2 separate regions of the Mus musculus genome follow, and region 1 is linked to region 2. The links are chromatin loops, found by intact Hi-C in ENCODE. Cell type or tissue: gastrocnemius. All regions are shown on one strand. Links, peaks and the distances in the headings refer to the core of each region. The heading gives the core; the rest is flanking DNA.

Evidence for each region. Hi-C counts contacts between places; a loop is a spot of excess contacts. Peaks named below come from ENCODE experiments on the same cell type or tissue, not always from the same donor. Only the 100,000 strongest peaks of a DNase experiment are listed, where the experiment ranks them.
Region 1: a loop joins it to region 2, with 4 times the contacts of the local background. A loop is called at or near these places in 12 of 42 quality-filtered maps.

What each region holds. Positions count from the first base shown.
Region 1 is chr11:73,597,009-73,607,237 of GRCm38, reverse strand. Olfr384 (olfactory receptor 384) reads right to left here and starts at 4,656. Exons shown (of 1, transcript NM_207224.1): 1 at 3,718-4,656. The coding sequence starts at 4,656. The coding sequence ends at 3,718. In gastrocnemius, for the core only: no CTCF peak of the experiment used is centred there; no DNase peak of the experiment used is centred there.
Region 2 is chr11:73,546,977-73,557,205 of GRCm38, reverse strand. No RefSeq gene overlaps it. Among named protein-coding and RNA genes, the nearest start is that of Olfr382, 35 kb to the right of the region's middle. In gastrocnemius, for the core only: no CTCF peak of the experiment used is centred there; no DNase peak of the experiment used is centred there.

The sequences.
Region 1 (10,229 bases), core at 1,915-6,914, 50 kb before region 2:
CTCACAATTGTAAAAATAAAAATAAAAAATGCTGAACTTAAATGACTCAATGACCCCACTCCTTATTAGTAGAAGACTTCAAGATCTAACCTCTCTAATCAACAGGTCATCCAGCCAAAAATTAAATAAAGAAATAATGAAGCTAAATGGCATTATCGCTCAAATGAATCTAACAGATATCTACACATTTCACCCAAACACAAAAGAATATGCTTTCTTCTCAGCACCTCATAGATCATTCTCCAAACTAGATCTATAGTTGGTCACAAAGTAAGCCTCAACAGATACAAGAAAAATTGAAATAACATCTTGTATCTTATCAGACCATAATGGATTTAAGCTGGAATTTAACAAAAACAGAAACAGCAAAAATCCAAAACACTCATGGAAATTGAACAACTCTATACTCAATGACCACTGAATGAGGAAATAAATTAATTAATTCATGAATTAAAAAACCTATATCTAACATCATGCTAAATGAAAAACATTTGAAGCAATCACACTGATTTTAAAATTGGTAAAATAGACATCATTGAATCAAAGAATGGATAAAGAAGTGAACATTTACACAATGGAATATTTCTCAGCTGTTAAAAATGACATCGTGAAATTTACGGGCAAGGTGAGGAAAAAAGAGTGAAGGAATGACCATCCAGAGACTGCCCCACCTGGGGATCCATCCCATATACAATCACCAAACCCACACACTACTGAGGATGCCAACAAGTGTTTGCTGACAGGAGCCTGATATAGCTGTCTCCTGAGAGGTTCTGCCAGTTTCTGACAAAATACAGAAGTGATGCTCACAGCCAACCATTGGACAGAGCACAGGGTCCACAATGAAGGAGCTAGAGAAAGTACTCAAGAAGCAAAAGGGTTTGCAGCCCCATAGGAGGAACAACAATATGAACTAACCAGTACCCCCAGAGCTCCCAGGGACTAAACCACCAGCCAAAGAATACACATGATGGAACTCATGGCTCCATCTACATATGCTATCTCTTCTGAGACTATGCCGGGGCCTAGCAAACACAGAAGTGGATGCTCACAGTCAGCTAATGGATGGATCACAGGGCTCCCAATGGAGGAGCTAGAGAAAGTACCCAAGGAGCTAAAGGGATCTTCAACCCTATAGGTGGAACAACATTATGAACTAACCAGTACCCCTGAGCTCTTGACTCTAGCTGCATATGTATCAAAAGATGGCCTAGTCGGCCATCACTGGAAAGAGAGGCCCATTGGACACGCAGACTTTGTGTGCCCCGGTACAGGGGAACGCCAGGGCCAAAGGGGGGGAGTGGGTGGGTAGGGGAGTGGGGGTGGGTGGGTAAGGGGGACTTTTGGTATAGCATTGGAAATGTAAATGAGCTAAATACCTAATAAAAAATGGAAAAAAAAAAGCATTATTTGCTACAAGGTGTATTTGTGGGTGTACATGAACAATATATATATATATATATATATATATATATATATAAAATCCGGATCATGTTGTGCTATAGACATGTCTTTACAATTCTTCCTGAAGGTTAAAACAGTTCATTAGAATTCAAAATGCATAATCATCTGTAACTTGGCACTTGTCAGGCTCTTGTCAGCATTAGTGACTGGCACGATTTATTGCAGCAGAGTTCCAGTCAGAGTTGGCCAAATTGTTACAACAGAAGTCCAGCAACAGGTGGGTAGAGAACAGGAAGTACAGTGCCATGTTTCTCAATTGGAGACCTTGAAATAAGTGAAATTACTAGCTATTAAATAAACATCACTCAAAAGCAGGAAAAAAATCATTCCCAGTGAGGTAATCCAGATCCAGAAAGACAAATAAGGTATGCATTTATTTATAAGTGTACATAACCTCTTAAGTACATGATAATCAAACTACAGCCTGCCGATTCTGAGAGGTTATGTAAAGAGGAGAGTTATACTGAGGAAGCATGGATCTCCATGAGAAGAGGAAATAAAATGTACTCTGAGAGTGGTCTAGAGATAGATGTAGTAGGAGGGATGTGGTTGCAGGGGAGAAATGGAGGGGGAGGGGAGGGGAGGGGGAGGGGAGGGGGAGGGGAAGGGGAGGGGGAGGGGAGGGGGAGGGGGAGGGGGAGAGGGAGGGGGAGGGGGAGGGGGAGAGGGAGGGGGAGAGAAGACAGTTTGAATTGGGTTTGAGATATTTGTGGATTGGTGAGAAGCTGGTGCACTGGAAACTTTCAGGAATCTATGAGGATGACCCAAGGGAGGACTCCTAGTAATGGAGGGTACAGCGTCTGAACAGGACATCTTTTTTGGAAAGGAAAGTTTCTCAGTAGTGGGTTACATTTAGTTGTGTTATTGAGTGTGTTGGTCCTACATACATCCCTAAACAACCCAGGCTGATACTAGGACAGAGATTAGCTCTCTGAAAATTGAAAGTTGGACCACATTACCAAACAAACTATATATCTCACTGAACATAGAAAGATCAGGTTAGCAAGGGATGGGAGTCTCCTACATTTTAGTCTCTTTAGTGCAAAAAGTTACTCTACAGTCTTCAGAAAAAGAAACTGTGACAACAACCAAGCAAAAAAACATTTCCACCTACAATGTGTCCTGCCTGCCAGACAAGTGCTGGAGGAATGGTAGTGCAGAACTTGTGGGAGGGACCAACCAATGACTGGTTAAACTTGAAGCTCAGTTCACAAGGGGAACTATGTACCCTCCACTGCCCAAATAACCAGGAACCAGGGACCAGCTCAGACTCCTAGGTTAAAACCAAACACGACTGGAAAAAAAATAAAACATAAAAATCCATTAAATGATGTTCAGTGATATTCTGTTATACTAATAGATCAGTGCCTTGTCCAGTCATCATCAGAAAGGATTTATCTGGCAGTATATTAAAGTGGTTTCAGGGATACACAGCCAGAGATTATGCAGAGTGATGTGTGTGTGTGTGTGTGTGTGTGTGTGTGTGTGTGTGTGTAATTTAGAGATCTCTATCATATCCCTCCCCTCAAAGAAAAGAGAATGCCACAGAAAAGGGGGAAGAAAGGTTATAGGAGTCAGAGATGGAGGAGCTCAGAGAACATGGGCCATCCTATCAACTAAGCAAAGCTCTCATAGGATTACAAGAATGAAATGCCAGGAGGAGTTTGGACTACATGAGTCTGCATCAGGTCCTCTCAGTAAAGGTTAAATCTTTTAGCTTGATATTTTTGAGGGACAATAAACAATGAGTTTAACTTTTACACTTTTGTCTGCTATTAAGACTAATTTTGTTATATTTCAGTAGTCTTGTCCAGCTTAATATGGGGGCTTTTGCCTTGCATTATTGTATCCTCTTTGTCAAGTTTGGCTGTCACCTCTAGAAGAATTTTTTCTGAATTAGAAATGAAGGAGTAGTACATCTGAGAAGGGGGACCTAAAAGGAGTGGATAAGGGGTTGTATTACATGGCTTGGTGGTATTATATGTGAAAAGAATCCTTTTAAAATTAATAAACAGAATTTAATTAATGGAGCTCTGATAAAACAATGCCGGTTACCTAATGCTTTTCTAGAACCAGCACTGGGGTGACATCAATAAGTCACTCAGGTCTCTTTCCCTTAATACACTACTTTGTAAAATTCTCTTTTGTAAATGGGAATATTACTCAGTGTATCTTATTGCAGGGATACATTTGTAATATTAATATCCATATAATTATTAGATAAATTTAAATTTAAAAATTCCAATATAGACATTATAAGGGGATTTGCTTCTTACATAGGACTCTGATCAGGGCCTCTTTTATATCTCTGTTTCTCAGACTGTAGATGAATGGATTCAGCATGGGAGTCACCACTGTGTACATCAGAGCCATGACAATCTCCTTTACAGTAGAGTTATTAGCTGATGGGCATAAGTAGACACCAATAATTGTCCCATAGAACAGTGAGACCACAGACAGGTGGGAGCCACAGGTGGAAAAGACCTTGGCTATGCCCTGTTTAGTTGAAAACTTTAGAATGGAGCAGACAATTTGTACATAGGAAACAACAATGAGTAAGAATGGCACCACAGTATCAAGTGTTCCCAAGATAAATATCATTAGTTCATTAATATAAGTGTCAGAGCAGGCCAACTTGAGCAGGGCAGATATGTCACAGAAAAAGTGGGTGATTACATTGTCCTCACAGAATGACAATCTTGCCAAGAGTAGGGTGTGTAACATGGAATACAGAACGGTAAATACCCAGGTGAGCACCACCAGAGACACACAGAGCTTAGGGCTCATGATGCTGGTGTAATGAAGAGGGAAGCAGATGGCCACATAGCGGTCATAGGCCATGACCACAAGAAGAACATTCTCTGTGTTTGCAAAAACCATGAAAAAGTACATTTGTGTCAGGCACCCGGCATAGGAGATGGATGGGTCCTGGCTCTGAATGTTCTGCAGCAATTTGGGCATTGTGACAGAGGAAAAGCAGAGATCAGAGAAGGACAAGTTGCTGAGAAACAAGTACATGGGTGTGTGGAGATGGGAGTCCAGTCGAATGAGGATGATGATGATGAGGTTCCCCAGGACAGTGGTGAGGTACATGGCCAGGAACAGGGCATAGAACATTTGCTGCTGCTCTGGGAGGATGGGCAGGCCCAGGAGGATGAACTGAGGGATGGCAGTCTGATTATTTATTATCATTCTTATTCTCCAGTATTCTAATAAGAAAATTATCTGTGTCACTGAAAATTCAAAATAAAAAAGTATATTTAGAAAATATATTGTATAAAAATGAATCTTATAGTCATCATAGTAGTTATAACCTCAAAACTCCAAATGTCTGAAATGACTACAATCATTAATGTTCTTTCTTAACATCTCTCTACTAGGTTTCAATCGCCTCCTTTTTCCTAGATATTTGTACACTGTTTCTACTGAGATACAAAATGGATTAATGCTTCTCTCTCCTGCTACCTGATCATCCTGGTTGACTTTTGTCTGTTCATTTGCAATTTGCTCTATGTTATTTTGCATATTGTTGAACTTAAAGAATTTGTATTAGTATCATCATAATATTATATGAATGTCAAGAAAAACTTGCAAACTCCTATGTAGTAGATTATTCTTTCATACTTGGACTGGAATGACTCTAACATAGATATTTTTACTCCACTGTAAACTAATTAACCCCATTCCATTACTTTATGACAGGCACCAGATCCTCAAAAGACCCAAGTGAAACTCGTTTTTTTTTTTTTCATTTTATTGTCTCTCAAAGCATTCCTTCTTCTACCTTTTTTGGTTTCGCATAGGCCAGTAAAACAAAGTAAGTTTTTCATCAGAAATCAGTGATTTTTTTTCATTGTTGTTCTAGTCATTTTTATTAGATATTCCTGGCTTCCCCTCTGAAAACCCCCTATCACATCCCCACCCCACCCCCTACTTACCAACCCACCCACTCCCACTTCCCTGTCCTGGAATTCCTCTACACTAGGGCCTCAAACCTTTTCAAGGCCAAGAGCCTCTTCTCCCATTGATGTCCAACAAGGCCATCCTCTGCTTCATATGCAGTTGGAGCCATGGGTCCCTCCGTGTTTTCTTTTTTTATATAAGATATTTTCTTTATTTATATTTCAATGTTATCCCCTTTCCTGGTTTCCCCCCTCCCAGAAACCCATATCAAATCACCCCTCCCTCTGCTCACCAACACACCCACTTCAGACTGCCTGCCCTCACATTCCCCTACACTGGGGCATAAAGCCTTCAAAAGACCAAGAGCCTCTCCTCCCATTGATGCCTGACAAGGCCATCCTCTGCTACATTTGCAATTGGAACCATGAGTCCCACCATGTGTACTCTTTGGTTGGTTGTTTAGTCCCTGGGAGCTCTGGGGGCTCTGGTTGGTTGATATTGTTGTTCTTCCTATGGGGTTTCAAACCCCTTCAGCTCGTTCAATCCTTTCTTTACCTCTTCCACTGGGAACCCCATGCTCAGTCCAATGAGTATCTGTAGTCATCTGCCTATGTATTTGCAGGCTCTAGCAGAGCCTCTCAGGAGACAGCTATATCAGGCTCCTGTCACCATGTACTTCTTGACATCCAAAATAGTGTCTGCATTTGGGGGCTGTATATAGGATGGATACCCAGGTGGATGACGTTTATTCCACAATTTTTCTCTGTAATTCCTCCCGTGAGTATTTTGTTCCCCCTTCTAAGAAGGGCAGAAGCATCCATATTTTGGTCTTTCTTCTTGAACTTCATGTGGTCTGTGAATTGTATCTTGGGTAGTCCAAGATTTTGGAATAATATCCACTTACCAGTGGGTGCATATCTTGGGTGTTCTTTTGTGATTGTATTACCTCACTCAGGATGATATTTTCTAGTTCCATCCATTTGCCTAAGATTTTCATAAAGTCATTGTTTTTTAATACCAGATCAGTACTCCATTGTGTAAATGTACCAAATTTTCTGTATCCATTCCACTGTTGAAGGACATCTGGAGTCTTTCCAGCATCTGGCTATTATAAATAAGGCTACTATGAACATAGTAGAGGAGGTTTCTTTGTTATAATTTGGGGCAACGTTTGTGTATATGCTCAGGAGTGGTATAGCTGTGTCCTCAGGTAATCCTACTTCCAGTTTACTGAGGAAGTACTAGACTGATTTCCAGAATGGTTGTACCAGCTTGCAATCCCACCAACAATGGATGAGTATTTCTCTTTCTCCTTAAATCCGTTTATGTTTTTTTCTTTCCCTGAACTGCTGTCATACATTATACAGTGTCTCCCCTAAATTCTTCTCCTATTTCATTAATTATTCTCTGTAAGCTTATATCAATATATGAGGATCACGTCTTGTCTTTACTATAATACAGAGGCTAACTCAGTAACGATTGTGTTCTCATGTCTCCTGATCATTCTCTTCTCCTTCATCGTGTTTCATTTACACTGTGGCATTCTAACAGAGAAGTTCCATCACATTTTTTTCAGATTTATTTTTCAGATTACCACTACTGCTCTGAGGATAAGTTCAAAGCTCTTCCAAGGACATAAATGCTGTTTCATTATCTCTCAGGTGCCAGAGGCACACCCCATATTCTCACAGTGATACTTGGATCTCTCTCTTTATTAATGCTGGGGTTAGGACTCTTCCACTCCTTCATTTTAGAATTGCTCCTCCTCTTGCCCATTACTTCCCTGTCCCCTTCATCTGTTTCATCCTCACTCATAGGTCAGAGATATTGCTTATGACATAGTCAGCTAAATTTACTCTTTTTCTCCCATACTAAATGATACCTTCACCTCTGTTCCCTAGCGTTATATTCTTATCCCATGCAGTTAAATATGTGGTCACTGTTTAATCTGTATTCACATTAGTTGTAAACAATAAGTAGTAAAAGTCACATAACTCTTCATTTTGATTGGTTGCTTACAACCATTCAGATTTTCCAACTAAGGCCAATACCTGTCATGATGCATGAAATTGGTAGATGAACATTTGTTACATGAAAAATGTTCCATCTTCTGCCTGAGATACAAGTGTGTAATATCCACTCTTCTCAGTGCCTCCAACATTATAGATAGTTCTTCAAATGTTTGCCTGATCAGTCTCTAATACTGGGCAGTCTATATCCTAATCACATGCATGGGAAGGCATGTAGGAGTGTAAACACCTGAGTTCATGCATACACACACACACCATCCTGTGATTCTGGACATCACTGGCTATGGAATCTATCACAGGTCTTAAAGCTTACACAACAGAAGAAACAGCAAGACATCTAGACAACTTTCTCAAAAATGCTCCAACCTAATATGACTGTTTTCACCTTCACAGACTGACAGTTTTTCAATACAGTTAAATTCAGATATTGCACACTTAGACTTTGTGGTTTAGCATTACAGAGGATAAACCATGTAGGACAAAAAAACATGCACCATTTAAAAAGTGGCTTTTTATTTTTTTATGAATCTGGCCTTAAACCTGGATCACTCACTGCCTCTGCATTACAAGTACTGCCATGACAAAAATGTGCCACCATAACCATTTTCTGTCTCTCATGTAATTGAACAGTACTTTTGTATTATGTATGCATGTGTGCCAAGATGGGAATCTGAGAAGTTACCATCCACAATTATCACTAATGAGTCAATGGACTTCTTATATTCTCTATATACTAAGACTGTACTCTCAAATTAAACACCACATAACAAACCTAAAGGGTATGTTTCTAACGTTTGGCAGACCTGCATATTCGTTTGGATTCTGTAAAAGAACTGAGTTTGATTGAGTAGCTTCCATTGTAGATTTACATTAACACCCAGATAATGTTAGTACCATTCTTGATGAACTGTAATAGGAACAATCACATACAATAGCAGTGACTTTGATATTTGTAAACTTGTACAGATAAAATTAATAGTCATTTTAAATAAAACAGTATTTCAGAGTTTTTCAGACCCCAGAGGTGAAAGTATAGTAAACAAACCTTAAGCACTAAAGAATTGAACTCCATCTCTTGGTAAATTCTTGTGTTAAAATATTATGATATTGGAAAAAACCCACAATGAGTAATAGTAATGAAGATAATATGAAAGGGGTTATATGATGGAGATGAAATAAATACTATCACAGCATGACTAAGAAAAAAAAGAGATGTATCATACCTGAAAAACCTGTTTGCATAAAAGAGAAATTCCAATTGGTTGCAGGACACCAGATTATTTTCCTAAATGTACCCAGCACTGATGAATCTGAGTCATAGTTTCTGGTTCATGCTCCTGATCAACTTTATTTTATTTGCAGACAGAAGAATAGCTGCTGCTATATAGACATCACTTATCTGCACCATCCCTACTTACAGCCTTCTACTGCTATCCTTGGAACTTAAGTGCCCAACATCCCAGAGGGGTACAGATCATTGAGGACATAGTAATTACCCTGGACAATTCTAGGACCAATTTACCTCAGGGATCTCTAGTGGAGACCAATTATATTCACTAATCACTGTTTTCTACACTTAGGAGATGGTAGAATTTAAAGAAAAACAAACAAAATAATAACTTAACTAATTAATTAATAGCAGCAGTAATAATGCCAAAAGGCATGGAAAAGCATATGTCAATGCAGTACTAGATGCTTCCTCTCCCACTCAGGCCAGACAAGGCAGCAGTTTTGGGGACAGACCTGTATGAAGACCAAGCTATACACTGACTGCATATGTGTTGAGGGCATAGATCCAGCACATGCTCACTCATTGGTTTGGTGGTTTAGTCTCTGGGAACTCCCAGGGGTCAATTTTAGATTCTGTGGAGTAACTTCTACCCTCTGTTTTCCTTAATCCATCCCCCAACTCTTCCACAAGAATTTCTGAGTTACATCTAATGTTTGGCTATGGGTTTCTAAGTCTGTTTCAGTCAAATGCTGGGTGGAGTCTCTCAGAGGACAGTTATGTTAGGCACCTTTCTACAATCATAAAAAGTATCATAAATAGTATCAGGAATTGGTTCTTGACCATGGAATGTATCTCCAGTTCAGCCAGTCATCTGTTGGCCATTCTCTCAGTCCCTGCACTTCTTGAAGGCAGAACAAATCTTGAGTTTGGTTGTTTACAATCATTCAGATTTTCCAATATCTGTCATGATAAGGCAAATATCTGTCATGCTGCATGAAACTGGCCAATGAACATTTGTTGTATGCTGCTCAAAATTATACAAATTTCTTTATGATCAAATGTAAAAAAAAAATCGCCATTTAAATAGAAACACTTGAACAGTTAGCAATAAATTGTAAACTCTACACTGCATTGTGGGTGGGTTGATGTTGTTATCCCTCCCCTGGGAGTCCTTCCTGGCTATAAGAGGTAGCCATTTCAGGTTCTATATACCCCACTATTAGTAATTTCACCTAGAGTCACCCTTATTCTCTCCCTGGAGTATCCCCTATCTCCCCTATCTCAGATTTCTGGCATCTGGCATGTTCTTAGCTTTCTTCCACCCTAATTAACATTCATTCTCTCCCTGGCTTTTCCTGTACCCTTGATCCTTCTCCACCCCCATCTCCCTTCCCCATCCTGTCTTCTACACATTCCCTCTCTCCATCCACCTCCAACGAATATTTTATTTCCTATTCTGAGTTAGATGCAAACTTCCTTCTTTGGGCCTTCATTGTTACTTAGATTCTTTGGGCCTATGGATTGTAGCATGGATATTCTGTATGTTATGGCTGATATCCACTAATAAGAGAGTACATACTATGCAGGTCCTTTAAGTCTAA
Region 2 (10,229 bases), core at 1,762-6,761:
TACAAATAGACTGGACCAGAAAAGAAATTCCTCCCGATACATAATAATCAGGACAACAAATGCACTAAATAAAGATAGAATATTAAAAGCAGTAAGGGAAAAAGGTCAAGTAACATATAAAGGAAAGCCTATCAGAATTACACCAGATTTATCACCAGAGACTATGAAAGCCAGAAGAGCCTGGACAGATGTTATACAGACACTAAGAGAACACAAATGCCAACCCAGGCTACTATACCCAGCCAAACTCTCAATTACCATAGATGGAGAAACCAAAGTATTCCACGACAAAACCAAATTCACACATTACAGCCCTTCAAAGGAAAATAAGAGAAAAAAAAACAAAACAAAACAAACAAACAAACAAAAAAAAACAATACAAGGACGGAAACCATGTCCTAGAAAAAGTGAGAAGGTAATCCCTCAAAAAACTTAAAAGGAGACAGCCACAAGAACAGAATGCCAACTCTAACAACAAAAATAATAGAAAGCAACAATTACTTTTCCTTACTATCTCTTAGTATATATGGACTCAATTCCCCAATAAAAAGACATAGACTAACAGACTGGCTACACAGACAGGACCCAACATTTTGCTGCTTAGAGGAAACTCATCTGAGAGAAAAAGACAGACACTACCTCAGAATGAAAGGCTGGAAAACAATTTTCCAAGCAAATGGTATGAAGAAACAAGCTGGAGTAGCCATTCTAATATCTAATAAAATCGACTTCCAACCCAAAGTTATTAAAAAAGTCAAGGAGGGGCACTTCATACTCATCAAAGGTAAAATACTCCAAGAGGAACTATCAATTCTGAATATATATGCTCCAAACACAAGGGCAGTAACATTCATTAAAGAAACTTTAGTAAAGCTCAAAGCACACATTGACCTCACACAGTAATAGTGGAAGACTTCAACACACCATTTTCACCAATGGACAGATCATGGAAATAGAAACTAAACAGGGACACAGAGAAACTTACAGAAGTTATTAAACAAATGGATCTGACAGATATCTATAAAACATTTTATCCTAAAACAAAAGGATATACCTTCTTCTCAGCACCTCATGGTACCTTCTCCAAAATTGACCACATAATTGGTCACAAAACAAGCCTCATCATATACAAAAATATTGAAATTGTCCCATGAATCTTATTAGATCACCATGAACTAAGGCTGATCTTCAACAACAAAATAAAAAATAGTAAGCCAACATTCACATGGAAACTGAACAACACTCTTCTCAATGATACCTTGGTCAAGGAAGGAATAAAGAAAGAAATTAAGGACTTTTTGGAGTTTAATGAAAATGAAGCCACAACATACTCAAACTTATGGGACACAATGAAAGCATTCCTAAGAGGAAAACTCATAGCCCTGAGTGCCTCCAAAAAAGAAACTAGAGAGAGCACACATTAGCAGTTTGACAACACACCTAAAAGCTCTAGAACAAAGGAAGCAAATTCACCCAAGAGGAGTAGACGGCAGGAAATAATCAAACATAGGGGTAAAATCAACCAAGTGGAAACAAGAACTATTCAAAGAATCAAACAACGAGGAGCTGGTTCTTTGAGAAAATCAACAAGATAGATAAACCCTTAGCCAGACTCACTAGAGGGCACAGGGACAAAATCCTATTTAACAAAATCAGAAATGAAAAGGGAGACATAACAACAGATCCTGAAGAAATCCAAAACACCATCAGATCCTTCTACAAAAGGCTATACTCAACAAAACTGGAAAATCTGGATGAAATGGACAAATTTCTAGACAGATACCAGGTACCAAAGTTAAATCAGAATCAAGTTGACCATCTAAACAGTCCCATATCCCCTAAAGAAATAGAAGCAGTTATTAATAGTCTCCGAGCCAAAAAAAGCCCAGGACCAGATGGGTTTAGTTCAGAGTTCTATCAGGCCTCATTAGATGCGAAGAAAGCATTTGACCTAATCCAACACACATTTATGATAAAATTCTCAGAAAGATCAGGAATTCAAGGCCCACACCTAACCAAGATAAAAGCAATCTACAGCAAACCAGTGGAAAACATCAAAGTAAATGCTGAGAAGCTGGAAGCAATCCCACTAAAATCAGGGCCTAGACAAGGCTGTCCACTCTCTCCCTATCTATTCAACTTTGTACTTGAAGTCCTAGCCAGAGCAATTAGACAACAAAAGGGGATACAAATTTGAAAGGAAGAAATCAAAATATAACATTTTGCAGATGATATGATAGTATATATAAGTGACCCTAAAAATTCCACCAGAGAACTCCTAAACCTGATAAACAGCTCCAATGAAGTAGCTGGATATAAAATTAACTCAAACAAGTCAATGGCCTTTCTGTACACAAAGGATAAACAGGCTGAGAAAGAAATTAGGGAAACAACACCCTTCTCAATAGTCAAAAATAATATAAAATATCTTGGCGTGACTCTAACTAAGGAAGTGAAAGATCTGTATGATAAAAACTTCAAGTCTCTGAAGAAAAAAATGAAAGAAGATCTCAGAAGATGGAAAGATCTCCCATGCTCATGGATTGGCAGGATCAATATAGTAAAAATGGCTATCTTGCCAAAAGCAATCTACAGATTCAATGTAATCCCCATCAAAATTCCAACTCAATTCTTCAACGAATTAGAAAGGGCAATCGGCAGATTCATCTGTAATAACAAAAAACCTAGGATAGCAAAAACACTTCTCAAGGATTTAAGAACCTCTGGTGGAATCACCATGCCTGATCTAAAGCTTTACTAAAGAGCTATTGTGATAAAAACTGATGGTACTGGTATATCGACAGACAAGTAGACCAATGCAACAGAACTGAAGACCCAGAGATGAACCCACACACCTATGGTCACTTGATCTTTGACAAGGGAGCTAAAACCACCCAGTGGAAAAAAGACAGCATTTTCAAAAAATGGTGCTGGCACAACTGGTGGTTATCATGTAGAAGAATGCAAATTGATCCTTTCCTATCTCCTTGTACTAAGGTTAATCTAAGTGGATTAAGGAACTCCACATAAAACCAGAGACACTGAAACTTATAGAGGAGAAAGTAGGGAAAAGCCTCGAAGATATGGGTACAGGGGGAAAATTCCTGAATAGAACAGCAATGGCTTGTGCTGTAAGATCGATAATAGATAAATGGGACCTCATAAAGTTGCAAAGCTTCTGCAAGGCAAAAGACACCGTCATTAAGACAAAAAGACCACCAACAGATTGGGAGAGGATCTTTACCTATCCTAAATCAGATAGGGGACTAATATCCAACATATATAAAGAACTCAATAAGGTGGACTTCAGAAAATCAAATAACTCCATTAAAAAATGGGCTCAAAGCTGAACAAAGAATTCTCATCTGAAGAATACCGAATGACAGAGAAGCACCTGAAAAAATGTTCAACATCCTTAACCATCAGGGAAATGCAAATCAAAAAAACCTTGAGATTCCACCTCACACCCAGTCAGAATGGCTAAGATCAAAAACTCAGGTGACAGCAGATGCTGGCGAGGATGTGGAGAAAGAGAAACACTCCTCCATTTCTGGTGGGATTGCAAGCTTGTACAACCACTCTGGAAATCAGTCTGGCAGTTCTTCAGAAAATTGGACATGGTACTACTGGAGGATCCCACAATACCTCTCCTGGGCATATATCCAGAAGATGTCTCAACCGGTAAGAAGGACGCATGCTCCACTATGTTCATAGCAGCCTTATTTATAATAGCCAGAAGCTGGAAAGAACCCAGATGCCCCTCAACAGAGGAATGGATACAAAAAATGTGGTACATTTACACAATGGAGTACTACTCAGCTATTAAAAAGAATGAATTTATGAAATTCCTAGGTAAATGGATGGACCTGGAGGGCATCATCCTGAGTGACGTAACCCAATCACAAAGGAACTCATACAATATGTACTCACTGATAAGTGGATATTAGCCCAGAAACTTAGGATACCCAAGATATAAGATACAATTTGCTAAACGCATGAAACTCAAGAAGAACGAAGACCAAAATGTGGACACTTTGCCCCTTCTTAGAATTGGGAACAAAACACCCATTGAAGGAGTTACAGAGACAAAGTTTGAAGCAGTGAAGAAAGGATGGACCATCTAGAGACAATATGAAAGGGGTTATATGATGGCTATGAAATAAATACTATCACAGAATGATGAAGAAAAAAAAGAGATGAATCATACCTGAAAACCTATCTTTCATAAAACAGAAATTCCAATTGATTGCAAGACACTGGATTATTTTCCTGAATGTATCCAACACTGATGAATCTGAGTCATAGTTTCTGGTTCATGCTCCTGATCACTTTTATTTTATTTGCAGACAAAAAAAATAGCTGCTGCTGCTGTATACACATCACCTATCTGCACCATCCCTACTTACTGCCTTCTGCTGCCATCCCTGGACCTTAAGTGCCCAACATCCCAGAGGGGTACAGATCCTATATAACTCATTAAGGACATAGTAATTACACTGGACCATTCTAGGGCCAATTTACATCCGAGATCTCTAGTGGAGACCAATTATATTCACTGATCACTATTTCCTACGCTTAGGAGATGGTAGAATTTAAAGAAAAACAAACAAAATTATTAATTAATTAATTAATTAATAGCAGCAGTAATAATGCCAAAAAGCATAGAAAAGCATACTTCTTCCATGTTCAGAACAGGGCTTCTCATGACTGGATGCCATTCTGTTAATAAGAAAAGAGAAGAAGGTTGACTGAAAACCACCTCATATTATCAGGAATTATTCTGAATGTTATTAACTTAAAGTGTCTCACTGAACAAAATTTAGACAAACAGCTAGGAATAGTTTTTAAATTTTTGGTTTTGAGCCTAGCCTTTAAATTCTGAGCCATCTCTCCAACCTATCCACCCGTAGTTTTTAATCAGATTGAGACTTGTCAAAAACCACTCAGCTTCTAAGCTTCCAAGGACAGCATCACAATCCAACATAACTATCTGCAAGAGGATGTAGGGCAGAGAGACAGCCTTCTTTAAATTTTTAAATTTCATTTTACAATATTCTATCTGTGACAAGATGTGAAAGGGGCAGGAATAGGGCAAGCAGATGTCATATTTAAGGCTTCCACAAGCCCATAGGAAAGCAGTCCATGTTCCCACACCTGTTTACTCATTTTGCCTTCTTACCTCCCCGTGAAATCATTAATTCTACCTACTACCACCATTATCCAAAACTTCTTCATCTATGTGTGAATATTTTATAATTCAATGTTGAATGTGTGACCATTTATCACAAGGTCAGAGGTGACATTCATAACTCATTCCTTCATGATAGCTTTCTGAACATGGCAGTTATCAGTTAAATAAAGTTCTGTACACAATAATGAATCACAAACTTTCAAGCCCAGAGAATCTCTCCTGAGTCTCAGTGGTCAGATTACTCTCTGCAGGCAAGCTCTTCTCTTGCAGGGAAGATGCACAGGAGAGAGTTGACTCCCAAGGAGTGCTGACAGAGGCTAACAGAATCACAGGAGGAACAAGCCGCATCCAGAGATAGCTATAACAACTGACACCAGAGATTCTCAGATGGTGAATGGCAAAAGTAAGAACCTTACTAACAGAAACCAAGACCACTCACCATCATCAGAACCCAGCACTCCCACCACAGCAAGTCCTGGATACCCTAACACACCCAAAAAGCAAGATTCAGATTTAAAATTGTATCTCATGAAGCTGATAGAGGATTTTAAGAGGGAAATTAATAACTCCCTTAAAGAAATACAGGAAAAACATGGCTAAACAGGTAAAAGGCCTGAAGGAGGAAGCACAAAAATCACTTAAAGATTACAGGAAAACACTGCTAAATAAGTAGAAGCCTTTAGGAAGAAACACAAAAATCCCTTAAAGAATTAAAGGAAAACACAACCAATCAGGTGTTGGAATTGAACAAAACCATCCAAGATCTAAAAAGGGAAGTAGAAACAATAAAGAAAACTCAATAGGAGACAACTCTGGAGTTTAAAACGCTAGGAAAGAAATCTGGAACCATAGATGCAAGCATCAGCAACAGAATACAAGAGATGGAAGAGAGAATCTCAGGTGCAGAAGATTCCATAGAGAACATGGACACAACAATCAAAGAAAATACAAAATCCAAAAAGATCCTAACTCAAAACATCCAGGAAATCCAGGACAGAATGAGAAGACTAAACCTATGGATAAAAGGAGTAGATGAGAAGGAAGATTTTCAACTTAAAGGGCCAGCAAATATCTTCAACAAAATTATAGAAGAAAACTTCCCTAACCTAAAGAGATGCCCATGAACATACAAGAAGCCTACAGAACTTCAAATAGACTGGACCAAGAAAAGAAATTCCTCCCAATGCATAATAATCAGAACAACAAATGCACTAAATAAAGATAAAATATTAAAAGCAGTAAGGGAAAAAGGTCAAGTAACATATAAAGGCAGGCTATGAGATTTAGACAAGACTTCTCACGAGAGACTATGAAAGCCAGGAGATTCTGGACAGATGTTATAAAAAACCTAAGAGAACAAAAATGCAAGCCCAGGCTACTATGCCCAGCAAAACTCTCATTTACCATAGATAGAGAAACCAAAGTATTCAATGACAAAACCAAATTGACACAATAGCATTCCAAGAATCCAGCCCTTCAAAGGATAATAAAGGGAAAACACCAATACAAGGATGGAAATTACACCCTAGAAAAAGCAAGAAAGTAATCCTTCAACAAACCTAAAAGAAGACAGTTGCAAGAACAGAATCCATCTTCTAACAACAAAAAATAACAGGAAACAACAATTAATTTTCTTTAATATCTCTTAATGTCAATGAACTCAATTCCCCAATAAAAAGACATAGACTAACAGACTGGCTACACAAACAGGATCCAACATTTTTCTGCTTACAGGGAACCCACATCAGGGAAAGACAGACACTACCTCAGAGTAAAAGGCTGGAAAACAATTTTCCAAGCAAATGATCCGAAAAAAACAAGATAGAGTAGCCATTCAAATATAGAATAAAATTGACTTCCAACCCAAAGTTATCAAAAAAGACAAGGAGGGACACTTCATACACATCAAAGGTAATATCTCGGAAGATGAACTCTCAATTCTGAATATCTATACTCCAAAAACAAGGGCAGCCACATTCATAAAGGAAACCTTAGTAAAGCTCAAAGCACATATTGAAACTCACACAATAATAGTGGGAGACTTCAACACACCACTTTCATCAAGGAATCGATACTGGAAACAGAAACTAAACAATGACACATGGAAACTAAGAGAAGTTATGAAACAAATGGACTTAACAGATATCTACAAAACATTTTATCCTAAAACAAAAGAATATACATTCTTCTCAGCACCTCATGGTACTTCCTCCAAAATTGACCATATAATTGATCACAAAATTGGCATCAACAGATACAAAAATATTGAAATTATCCCATTCATCCTATCAGATCACCATGGACTAAGGCTGATCTTCAATAACAACATAAATAACAGAAAGCCAATATTCACGTGGAAGCTGAACAACACTCTGCTCAATGATACCTTGGTCAGGGAAGAAATAAAAAAAGAAATTAAAGACTATTTTGAGTTTAATGAAAATGAAGCCACAACAAACCCAAACTTATGGGACACAATGGAAGCAGTCCTAAGGGGAAAACTCATAGCCCTGAGTGCCTCCAAAAAGAAACAAGAGGGACCATACACTACCAGCCTGACAGCATACCTAGAAGCTCTACAACAAAAGGAAGCAAATTCACCTAGGAGGTGTAGGAGGCAGGAAATAATCAAACTTGGGGCTGAAATAAACCAAGTGGAAACAAAAGGAACTATACACAAATCAACCAAACCATGAGCTGGTTCTTTGAGAAAATCAACAAGATAGATAAACCCTAGGCCAGAATAACTAGAGGGCACAGGGACAGTATCCTAATGAACAAAATCAGAAATGAAAAGGGAAACATAACAACAAAACTCTAGGAAATCCAAAGCATCATCAGATCCTACTACAAAGGGCTATACTCAACAGAACTGGAAAACGTGGATGAAATAGACAAATTCCAAGACAGATACCAGGTACCAAAATTAAATCAGGGTCAGATTAATGATCTAAACAGTCCCATGGCCCCTAAAGAAATAGAAGTAGTCATTAATACTCTCCGAACTTAAAAAAAAAAAAAAAAAAAGCCCAGCACAAGATGAGTTTAATGCAGAGTTCTATCAGACCTTCAAAGATCTAATTCCAATTCTCCTCAAACTATTCCACAAAATAGAATCGGAAGGTACTCTACCCAATTCATTCTACGAAGCCACAATTAATCTGATACCTAAACCACACAAAGATCCAAAAAATAAAGAGAACTTCAGACCAATTTTAATAAAATCCTTGCAAACAGAATCCAAAAACACATCAAAACTATCATCCATCATATCCAAGTAGGCTTCATTCCAGGGATGCAGGGATGGTTTAATATAAGGAAATCCATCAATGTAATTCACTATATAAACAAACTCAAAGATAAAAACCACATGATCATCTCGTTAGATACTGGGAAAGCATTTGACAAAATCCAACACCCCATCATGATATAAGTCATGGAAAGATCAGGAATTCAAGTCCCATACCTAAACATAATAAAATCAATCTATATCAAACCAGTAGCCAACATCAAACTAAATTGAGAGAAATTTGAAGCAATCCCACTAAAATCAGCAAAGAGACAAGGCTGCCCACTTTCTCCCTACCTATTCAATATGGTACTTGAAATCCTAGCCAGAGCAATTCGACAACAAAAGGAGGTCAAGGGGATATAAACTGGAAAGGAAGAAGCCAGAATATCACTATTTGCAGATGATATGATAGTATATATAAATGACCCTAAAAATTCCACCAGAGAACACATAAACCTGATAAACATCTTCAGTGAAGTAGCTGGATATAAAATTAACTCAAACAAATAAGGGGCCCTTCTCTACACAAAGGATAAACAGGCTGAGATATAAATTAAGGAAGCAACACCATTCACAATAGTCACAAATAATGTAAAGTACCTTGGTATGACTCTAACTAAAAAAGTGAAAGATCTTTATGATAAGAACTTCAAGTCTCTGAAGAAAGAAATCGAAGAGGATCTCAGAAGATGGAAAGATCTCCCATGCTCATGGATTGGCAGGATTAATATAGTCAAATGGGCATCTTGACAAAAGCAATCTACAGATTCAATGAAATCCCCATCAAAATTCCAACTCCTTTCTTCAGAGTTAGAAAAGGCAATTTGAAATTCATCTGGAATAACAAATAACCTAGGATAGCAAAAACTATTCTCAACAATAAAAGAACCTCTGAGGGAATCACCATGCTGGACCTCTAGCTGTACTACAGCTCAATTGTGATAAATACTGCATGGTACTGGTACAATGACAGACTGGTAGATCAATGGAATGGAATTGAAAACCCAGAAATGAACCCACACACCTATGGTCACTTGATCTTTGCCAAAGGAGCTAAAACAATCCAGTGGGAAAGGGGTAGCATTTTCAACAAATGGTGCTGGCACAACTGGTTATCATGTAGAGGAATGCTAATTGATCCATTCTTATCTCCTTATACAAAGCTCATGTATAAGTGGATCAGAGAACTACACATAAAACCAGAGACACTGAAATTTATAGAGGAGAAAGTGGGGAAAAGGCTTGAAGATATGGGGGTGGGGGGAAAATTCCTGAACAGGACAGCAATGGCTTGTGCTGTAAGATCAAGAATTGACAAATGGGCCCTCATAAAATTGCAAAGCTTCTGTAAGGCAAAAGACACTGTCAATAAGACAAAAAGGCCACCAACAGATTGGGAAAGGATTTTTATCAATTCTAAATCGGATAGGGGATTAATATCCAATATATACAAAGAACTCAAGAAGCTGAACTCCAGAAATTCAAATAGCCCCATTAAAAATGGGATACAGGGCTAAACAAAGAGTTCTCAACTGAGGAACAACGAATGGATGAGAAGCACCTGAAAAAATGTTCAACATCCTTAATCATCAGAGAAATGCAAATCAAAGCCGCCCTGAGATTCCACCTCACATCACTCAGAATGGCTAAGATAAAAAATTCAGGTGAAAGAAGACGCTGGCAAGGATGTGGAGGAAGAGGGACATTCCTCCATTGCTGGTGGGATTGCAAGCTGGTACAACCACT